Linked DNA regions of Mus musculus: region 1 is linked to region 2. A link is a contact called in ENCODE Hi-C or POLR2A ChIA-PET data. All regions are on one chromosome and are shown on one strand. The core of a region is the stretch at or near the end of the contact, and the rest is flanking DNA. Distances in the headings are between cores, read along the strand shown. Region 1 holds the start of Dnajc21 (DnaJ heat shock protein family (Hsp40) member C21). Region 2 holds the start of Rpl37 (ribosomal protein L37).

Region 1 (4,253 bases), core at 887-3,386, 5.4 Mb after region 2:
CAACATACACAAAGCTGGCCAGGCATGGACTAATCAACACTTGAATTTGCCCTCACACAGACCTTCTCGTCTAGGATTCAAAATCCCTGTTTTCTTTCCTGTGTCTCCACAGAATGCATATTCAACCAGGGCAGAAACCTCTCCTGACTGGTTCACCTAGCAAAGTGTATGCATTTGCCCTTAGAATTAATTCTGTCTTGACCTTTTCATTCTGAAAATCAAGGCACTCCCAACTTCCTTCCAATTCCTAACTCAGCTTCTAATGAGAACTAGCCATTACACTATGACAACGTATGTTTTCTTTGGATTTATCTACCTTGACTATTTCTTTTGACATCCTGCTATGATAAGAATTCTGCCCTTTCAATAGGTGTGTGCACACGTTTCTCATTTATTGTTATCACACCAATACTTATGGTTTTTGTTCCATTTACTAGGGTCTCCAGTCTTCCACTCTTGCAAACCATTCTATATCCTTCCCCAGTAAGTACTGCCCTCCATTCCCCTGGGACTTCTTTGGCCCACCTTTGTGCTCTTCCTGAAACAGGACAGTCCCAGGCCCTCCCTGTGTTGATGCCTCAGCATCTCTAGGTACACAGAGGAACCCAGACCCCATTACATGAGTGCTCACTAGTTGCTGTATTAACCCAAACAGCAATGACACTATTTTACTCAGACAAATAGTTTGCGTCCATATGTGCAAGGCTTGTTTTCCTAACAAGACTGAAGTCCCTGTTTTAGCATTTCAAAATGTACATATAGCCCGGCAGTGGTGGCACACGCCTTTAATCCCAGCACTTGGGAGGCAGAGGCAGGTGAATTTCTGAGTTCGAGGCCAGCCTGGTCTACAGAGTGAGTTCAAGGACAGCCAGGGCTACACAGAGAAACCCTGTCTCGAAAAACCAAAACCAAAACCAACAACAACAACAAAAAACCAGCTAAAAACAAAACAAAAAACCAAAATCTACATATTATACCCTCATGCATGTGACTTGCATCTTCTCGACAGGGATGAGAAAAACTGAGCTTCAACTTGTTTGCGTTATATGGCGTTTTTTCCTCCTTTAAACAAACAAACAAACACTCCAAACTTATTAGTCATTTATATGACTATCCATCTTCTGTAGACTCTGGTAAGAACAGCTTAAAGGTAAACCGAAACTATTCTTAAAACACAACTACAACAAAAAACAGGTAAACCAGTCACGAAGAAAAAAAAGTATGTAAAATCACCCATGCCTGATGGCAATGGACAGTAATCCCAAGTAATTGCATGTAATTTACTTGGTAAGGTGAGGCAGGACGATCACTCGTTCAAAGGCTACCTTGGCAACGTAGCGAGAGACCCCATCTCAAAAGTGATTCGTTAAAAAAAAAACCAGGGGCGGTGTTGTGGATGCTGGAGCGCCTGGCAGCAGGTGCGCGGCGCTGGCTTTAATTCCCAGTACCCAGAGAGGCGGGATTGAGCCTCGGGACTCCCAAACAGACGGGGTTCAACTCCGAAGTTTCGAAGCCTGGTAGATGAAGAGACTTCGCCAAAAGTCCCGCAGACCCGTTTCACAACCACAGCAACCATGCCGGGGAAGCAAACTCCTAAGGAACCTCGCCCAGGTCTCCCGCCGTGGCAAACTCGTGTCCCGTGCGGGGCCGGGTCTGCGGGAGCCTGGGCATTGGGAAGGCGGGCGCGAGCGGGCCTGTTTAAAAGCCTGTCCCCCGGCTGGCCGGGCGACGTGAGGGGCCGGCAGCCCGGCCGCAGGAGCCGGAGGCGGCTGAGCGCCGAGCCCGCTTCCCCTCGGCGGTGCGGGCAGGGCCCCGCCGTCCCCACGGCGTGCGCCCCGCCAGGCCCGGGGTCGGCCGGCTGGGTCCCCGCCCGCCGGTCACCTACCCGGGTGCCACCTCAGGGCCAGCTTCCGATAGGCCTTCTTGAGCTCCTCCTCGCTGGCGTCGCGCCGCACCCCCAGCGCCTCGTAGTGACACTTCATGGCGGGGCTGGACACCGGGCCGGGGCCCGGGGCGGGGCCGACGCCCGGGCCCGGGCAGAAGCCGCAGCGGCGGCGCTGGCTGTCCTCTCCTCCGGCGGGAGCCCGGCGCCAGCAGCCCGCCAGCCAGCGAGCCCGGCGGCGGCGGCGGCAGCGGCGCGGGGTGGCGGAGGCGCGCGGCGGTGGACGACGCGGGCTGCGGCACGCGGGCGCGCGGAGGGGGCGGCGCCGACAGCTCCGCATGGGCGGGGGCTGGGCTGGGTTCCGGGGGAGCGGCGCGCCGCGGAGGCGGGGCCTGGGCAGGGGAGGCTGGGCGGGGGAGCCACGCCGAGAGTCATTGTGAGGGACACAGTAGGCTGTTTGGGTGGCACTCCTAGCCGGCCTGAAGGCAGGGCAAGGTAGGCTTGATAAGGAAGTAGTTTGGGAAATACCTTCCGGACCTTCGGATTAGTTCTCTGCAGACGAGGCAACTGGAGCTTCAAGGAGTTAAGTGCTGAGTTTCAGCCAGAAGTTCGTGGTGGAAACACACCGGGATTTACCATCTTTTCAATTCTCTTCAGCTACCACTTCCTAGGATCTCTTAATTCCCCCCCCCCCCCATCTTGCCTGATAATGCATAATAAGGGACAGTAAATAAGGTCATTGCCTAAATCAGTTTTTAAAGCATCTTAAAGGTAGCGTACCAAAAGCCAGGCTAGGTGCCCGGTATGAAGAACACAGCTTTAATCCCAGCCTCCACCCAGGAGGCAGAGGCCAGTTTATTCAGGAATTCCGAACCACACCTTCAATTATCTGTGAATTCAAGGCCTGCTTGAATAATGAGTTAAATTCATGATCCTGTCTCTGCTTCCCAAGTGCTGGGCTTACTGGCCTCCACAGCCAGACTAGGTTCTTTTACACATATATTAAGCAGAAAATGTCCACATCATAACAAGTACTCTTCCTAAGAATAAGTCATAAAGAAACATCAACTAACCAGTGTTGTGAAATGTCTTAACATCCAGCCTTGCTAAGACAAGACCTTAAAAAGAAAAGAGGAGCTAGGCGGTGGTGGCACATGCCTTTAATCCCAGCACTTGGGTGGCAGAGGCAGGCAGATTTCTGAGTTCAAGGCCATCCTGGTCTACAAAGTGAGTTCCAGGACAGCCAGGGCTATACAGAGAAACCCTGTCTTGAAAAACAAAACAAAACAAAACAACAAAAAGTTTATATAAAGCATTTCCTCTCCTGAGAACTTTCCTTGATGAGGGTGGGGTGGGGTGGGGGTGGACACATTTTTTTTTTCTTCCTCCCTGTGTGCTTTTGTTTGCAAACTCTAGAAGACTGAGTTGCCTGACTAGAGATGATGTTTCATGCCTGTGATTGCCAGCAACTGGGAGACCAAAACAAAAATGATTGCCATGAGTTTAAAACCAGCTTTCTGATTTAAAAAAATAAAATAATTTTTAAATACATGTCTTTTTTTTTACAACCCGCAAAAACCTGTTCCTTTACATGGAAATATTTAATAAAAGTTAAGATATTTATATGACCTAAGAGAAACCTGAGTGCTGAATGACAGGTAGATAGATAGATAGATAGATAGATAGATAGATAGATAGATAGATGATAGATAAATGGACATGACTTCTCCTAGGTTTGGTGGAGGAGAAAGTTTATTGTGGAGATAAGGGAGAGCATAGGCAGAGTCCAGAGTGAGTGTGACCCTGAGCCACATAAGGAGAGGGGAGGGGGGAGGGGAGGCGTAGAGTAAGACCAGAAGCAGGTAACTGAAATGGCTGGGTTATACAGGGAAGAGCCTCAGGGGGAAGTGTAGCTCCTGGGCTGGAAAGTCCTTGGTAGAGGGTAAAGGACACTTTATGCCTATAACAGGTAGGAACTTAGGGATGCGGGGAGAACCTGAAGGCCAAGTCTGCTTTTGATATGGTGAGTTGGACGGACCTCTGCCTTTTGCCCCAATGTTTGAGACTTTACTAGCTTAACCAGCCATGTATCTCTCTTGAATCCTAACTTTCTGCTATTAGCTTAATTGGCTTGAGAATACAATCATGGGGTAGTATTTAGCCAACAGGTTTTGGGGGCTGGAGTAGTCTATATTACATACATGATGAGATGTCTGTACATTTATTCCAATCTATTAGATGTCAAAATGGTATCCTAAAGCCTATGAAAGCACATTAATAACTTTAAGATGGAATGTTTACATACATCAGGTAGCTGTGGGTTCTATTTAATAATATATAGCAAAGACATTCATTGATAGCATCTTCGGTA
Region 2 (4,396 bases), core at 769-3,268:
GGAGGCTGAGGCAGGAGGATCACTTGGCCTCAAGAGTTTGAGATCAGCCTGGGCAACACAAACCCTGTCTTAAAAATGTAAAGAACAGAAAAGAAAAAATAATGTCCCGCCGCTGTGGACACGCTCCCGCCGCCGCTGCGGACCTACCTAAACCTAGCAGTTGGGTAGAAGCCTGGAAACTTGAAGGGCTTCCTACAAGGCTCTGGAGCATAAATTTCAGGACAAAAACCGATGTGCGGATTTCCTGCACACCACAAAGAACAAACTCACTTTAGAGAGAAAAAATGATTTCACTGTCTGATAACTTCAGCTGTAGGCACGTCTTTGGATAAGGTCAGTGACATCCTGCCTCTGAGGGTGGGCTCCTTGGTGGTTTAACGCCCAGCCTACCCTTTCTTCACTAATGTCATTTTTCATAGTCAATGCTGTAGACACAACTCCATGACCCCATCCCAAAAGAGCTGTTTAGTACTCCAAGCGAGAGCATCCAGTGACGTGATAAATCCTGAGGTGGCAGAGAGCACTAAGGTTTCAGGTTAGTTAACCTTGAGATGGAGAAATTATCTAGGTGGGGTGAATGTAGTAACAAGCGGTCTTAAAAGTAGAAGAACACAGAAAACTGTACTACAACGTAAGGTAGGTTATTACTGGCCTGCAAGGTGAAAGACAGCAATTAAACAGCGACTGAGCAGAGCTACACCTCAGCACTACATTTCAATTTTAGTCAAACCAAGCCTCACTTGTGCTTCCCAGCAGAACTGTGAATGAGGCCGGCAGTGGTGGCGCTCGCCTTTAATCCCAGCACTTGGGAGGCAGAGGCCATACAATTTTAAGTGTGCGATACAATTTTGTTATCTGTAGGTACAGTAATGCAAGAGGACCCTAGAATTTATTTCCCATAACTGAAAGTTTACACCCGTTGACTAAATCTGTGTTGCTTCATGCTACTAAATTTATAGCAATTTGCCACCCAGTCTCCTAAGACTTATTTATAGTCCAGTTCAACCATTTGAATGCTTGTTTGCTTTCTCTCCCGTGTGCCCTATCTCCTCCCTCCTCTGATTTCAGTTTACTACTTCTGAGTGGAAAGGATTATACATTTTTCTTTCTACTCCCCTCCCCTAGAAGAAATTGGTACGATTTGCTAACAAAAAACAAAACAAAACAAAAAGCTTCCTTGGTGTTTGCTTTGTTCTGCTGTCCACTATCTTAAGATTTTTGAATGTGATAGACTAGCGATTCTCACATTTGTTTTAGAAAGTATGTAGATGGTATGACTGAGACTTTTCCCCAATTCATCAATGTTCGTACTATATTCTCCATGTTTCCTACTGGGATTGCGGACAGACAGTTGCATTAGCGCTAATCAAGGATGTCTAGGGTTACTTATTTCAAAATGATCTAGGAAAGTGTTTTATACAGTACAGACTTGCAAACTGTACTCAAGTCTAAAAGGGTCAGATTTCCTGGTGGCGGCGCGCTGGCTGGAAGCTGTTATTTAACAAGTTCCGCGTGTGATTCCTTGAGTGCGATCAAACAACTGGCCTCTGAATGACCACCGCGTGAAATCGAGTCGGCCCGAGTCAGAAGCTAACTAAGCTCCTACCCTCGCCGAGACACTTCGTGACTCCATCCTCTCACCAACTCTCCATACAGGCAAGCGAGCGGCCACATCAAAACGAACCTGGGAAGGCTGGCTTTCCCGGATCGGGATCCCAGTCCCAGCACTGCACAACCGCCAGGGGCGCCGCCACGCACTGGGTGTCTGACTCCCCTCGAGCCCCGGGACCGGAAACCAGACGGACTGCCAACACCGCAGCAGCCCCGACACCGCCAGAAACCCTCTCCAACCAGGAGGCGGGCCGCTGGGGAGGGCGGAGCCACAGCGCCAGGCACGCCCCCTACCGGTGTTGCAGCCCAATCGGCTCCCTGGCTCTCTCGCCCGGGAGACTACACCTCCGCACCCGAGGCCTGATAGGGCTGCACCAAGACCCGCCGGAAGTAGTTTCCTGGGCGGAAGCTTATCCACAGGAAGTGGCGGGGGTGCTTTCTCTTCCGGTCTCTTTGGCCTCGCCGGTAGAAGCAAGATGGTGAGTGTGGTTTCTGGGCTCTGTAAATCTCTCTCCATCCTTCTTCCTCGGGCTGTCCTGCCTGTTGCCCGGCGCGTCGGTGACAAGGTTGCGAGTGAGGGGAGCTGATGGGCGAGGAGACGGCGTGCTGTGGTCCGCAGGAACTGGAAGGATGGCTGCTGTGTGCAGAGCCCGGCCCACGGTCCTAGCGCCGCTGTGGGTCTCTCTGGGCTTTGGAGGAGACGTACGCACTGCAGCCCCGGGTGGGTGATCAGGACAGGCTTGGGGACATCTGTCCCCAGCCGCCGAGAAACCGGCTGCTTGGTGGGCAGTACCGCGACTGAGAGACGGGCAGAATGTTGTCCTTAACGCCTAAAGCCAAGGAGGCTTAGGTCCGCGCAGAGTAAGGCATTATAATGGTCGTGTGGATAGCCGGTAGTGCTTCCTACCTACCCTACCTGTGTGCTAAGATTTAAATCTTTACACCGTTTTGTCCCGTGTGGATCTTGTTTACGTCTCATCCATACTCATTGCTAAGAAAATGCCAGAGTACATTGAGAAGTCAGATTTCAGAGTTGCTTATATGTGGGGTTTTTTTTCCTGCTTTTTCTTTTAATGTGCAGACGAAGGGAACGTCATCCTTTGGTAAGCGTCGCAACAAGACGCACACGCTGTGCCGCCGCTGTGGCTCCAAGGCCTACCACCTTCAGAAGTCGACTTGTGGCAAGTGTGGCTACCCTGCCAAGCGCAAGAGGAAGTGTAAGTACTGTAATCCGCAGGCGGGCTTTTACCTTGACCTGAGGTAGCGATGTAATAGAAAACACATTTGGCACGCAACAACTTTGGAGGTTGGTTTGTTGGCTGAGTGGTTAAAACATAGTAATGACACTACTGAGAAAATGGGCTGACACTGGGTGCTTGGGAAAACCATTTGGAATCCTATTTTTTTTATTAGATAACTGGAGTGCCAAGGCTAAGAGACGAAACACTACCGGGACTGGTCGGATGAGGCACCTAAAGATTGTCTACCGCAGATTCAGGTACAGTTTTGGCTAAATGTCATTGGTCCTCCAGGGTAGGATGAAACTTTGCACTCTTACTGAAGGGTAGGAATGATACTGGGGTTTGGTGTGGGCCTGAGACGCCCACATTTGTCAAGACTATGAGTGGGATCTGGGGGGCAGCTTACTTGGATCTGCCTCCAGACTTTGCTCAAGTCTGCTAAGCTGTTCTGGGTGCCAGTCATAACATAGATGGGTATCTTTTTACTGGAGGCTAGGCCTTGATGTTCCTTAAAAGTACAGAATCCCCAGCCCCCCTCTTAGACTTTCCTGTGGGGTCTGTGCTTTGACAGGTGCTTTTGTGTTTGTCTCTGTTTTAAACTCAGTCCAGTTTTGTGAACTTGATGTGTAGTGGCTTGCTAGTGTTTGATAGGCTAGTGGCATGTTTTGAGCCTGATTAACCTTTATGTGCTTAGAATCACTCATCTTCCTATGTAGTATTGAGTAGAAATGAGTGCTACTTAACATTTAGACTTCTGAGTTGAGCAGCTTCAAGATCCTGTTAAGCTTGGTCAGTGTTTCCTGTTACTAAAGGAAAGGTGCCAGGACCTGTCCTTTATAGCTTAAGGAATAGCTTCATAAATACTTTAGTTCTTGTGGAAATAGGGAAAATGAGCCCAAAATTGTTGAGACAGTTAACTTTAATGTAATGTGGGTGTCTTGATTAGGGTAAACTAATAGCTTATCAATGATGTCCTAAAAAATAAATGTCTGAACATATGACTGCTATAATGATTTCAGCATTTAACTGAGATAAGCTCATTACGGTCTGCTTGATCAATTTGGAGGCAATGTTTGATATTGCTGCTTTAACTTTTTTTCTTATCTTTAACATGGCACAGACATGGATTCCGTGAGGGAACAACGCCGAAACCCAAGAGGGCAGCTGTCGCAGCATCCAGTTCTTCTTAAGGATTTCAATCAGTCATAAAATAAATGTTCTGCTTTCAAAAATTCTGTGGTGATCTAAGGTACTTTAACATCGGTTCAGAGTTCGGTTATATGATTGCTCTGGGATCCTACGCTTCTTCCTTCATAGTTCCTGTGGGTCCGAAGCTGGGAGGGGCTGGGTGGACTCTCGGGAAAGATACTCTGAGCCTGTCTCGGTCCCCATCGTGTTTGCTTGGCCCTGGGCATGGAAGTGGGTGAGTGATGAGCTGAACGAGCAGGCTTGCTAGAGATGAGGACAGTTACTGGTGTGGTTATATCACTACCATGCCTACAGTGTCTTAAGACGCTTACAGTCTGTAAGGGACTTAAATGATT

What was found. A loop is a pair of places that touch in the nucleus more often than their neighbours do. ChIA-PET counts read pairs that join two places held with the same protein, here RNA polymerase II (POLR2A).
Region 1: a loop to region 2 is called in a map of T-helper 17 cell, with 9 times the contacts of the local background. The contact joins the promoter of Dnajc21 here to the promoter of Rpl37 in region 2. A Hi-C loop is called at or near these places in 1 of 37 maps with a recorded cell type or tissue (T-helper 17 cell). POLR2A ChIA-PET finds 5 or more read pairs at or near these places in 1 of 5 experiments (embryonic stem cell).

Annotation. Positions count from the first base shown.
Region 1 is chr15:10,468,380-10,472,632 of GRCm38, forward strand. It overlaps Dnajc21 (DnaJ heat shock protein family (Hsp40) member C21), which reads right to left and starts at 2,137. Exons shown (of 12, transcript NM_030046.2): 1 at 1,886-2,137. The coding sequence starts at 1,982.
Region 2 is chr15:5,114,595-5,118,990 of GRCm38, forward strand. It overlaps Rpl37 (ribosomal protein L37), which reads left to right and starts at 2,019. Exons shown (of 4, transcript NM_026069.3): 1 at 2,019-2,090; 2 at 2,693-2,828; 3 at 3,025-3,109; 4 at 3,973-4,396. The coding sequence starts at 2,088. The coding sequence ends at 4,042. Snord72 (small nucleolar RNA, C/D box 72) reads left to right here and starts at 3,827; the gene lies at 3,827-3,886. It also overlaps a transcript of Card6 not described here.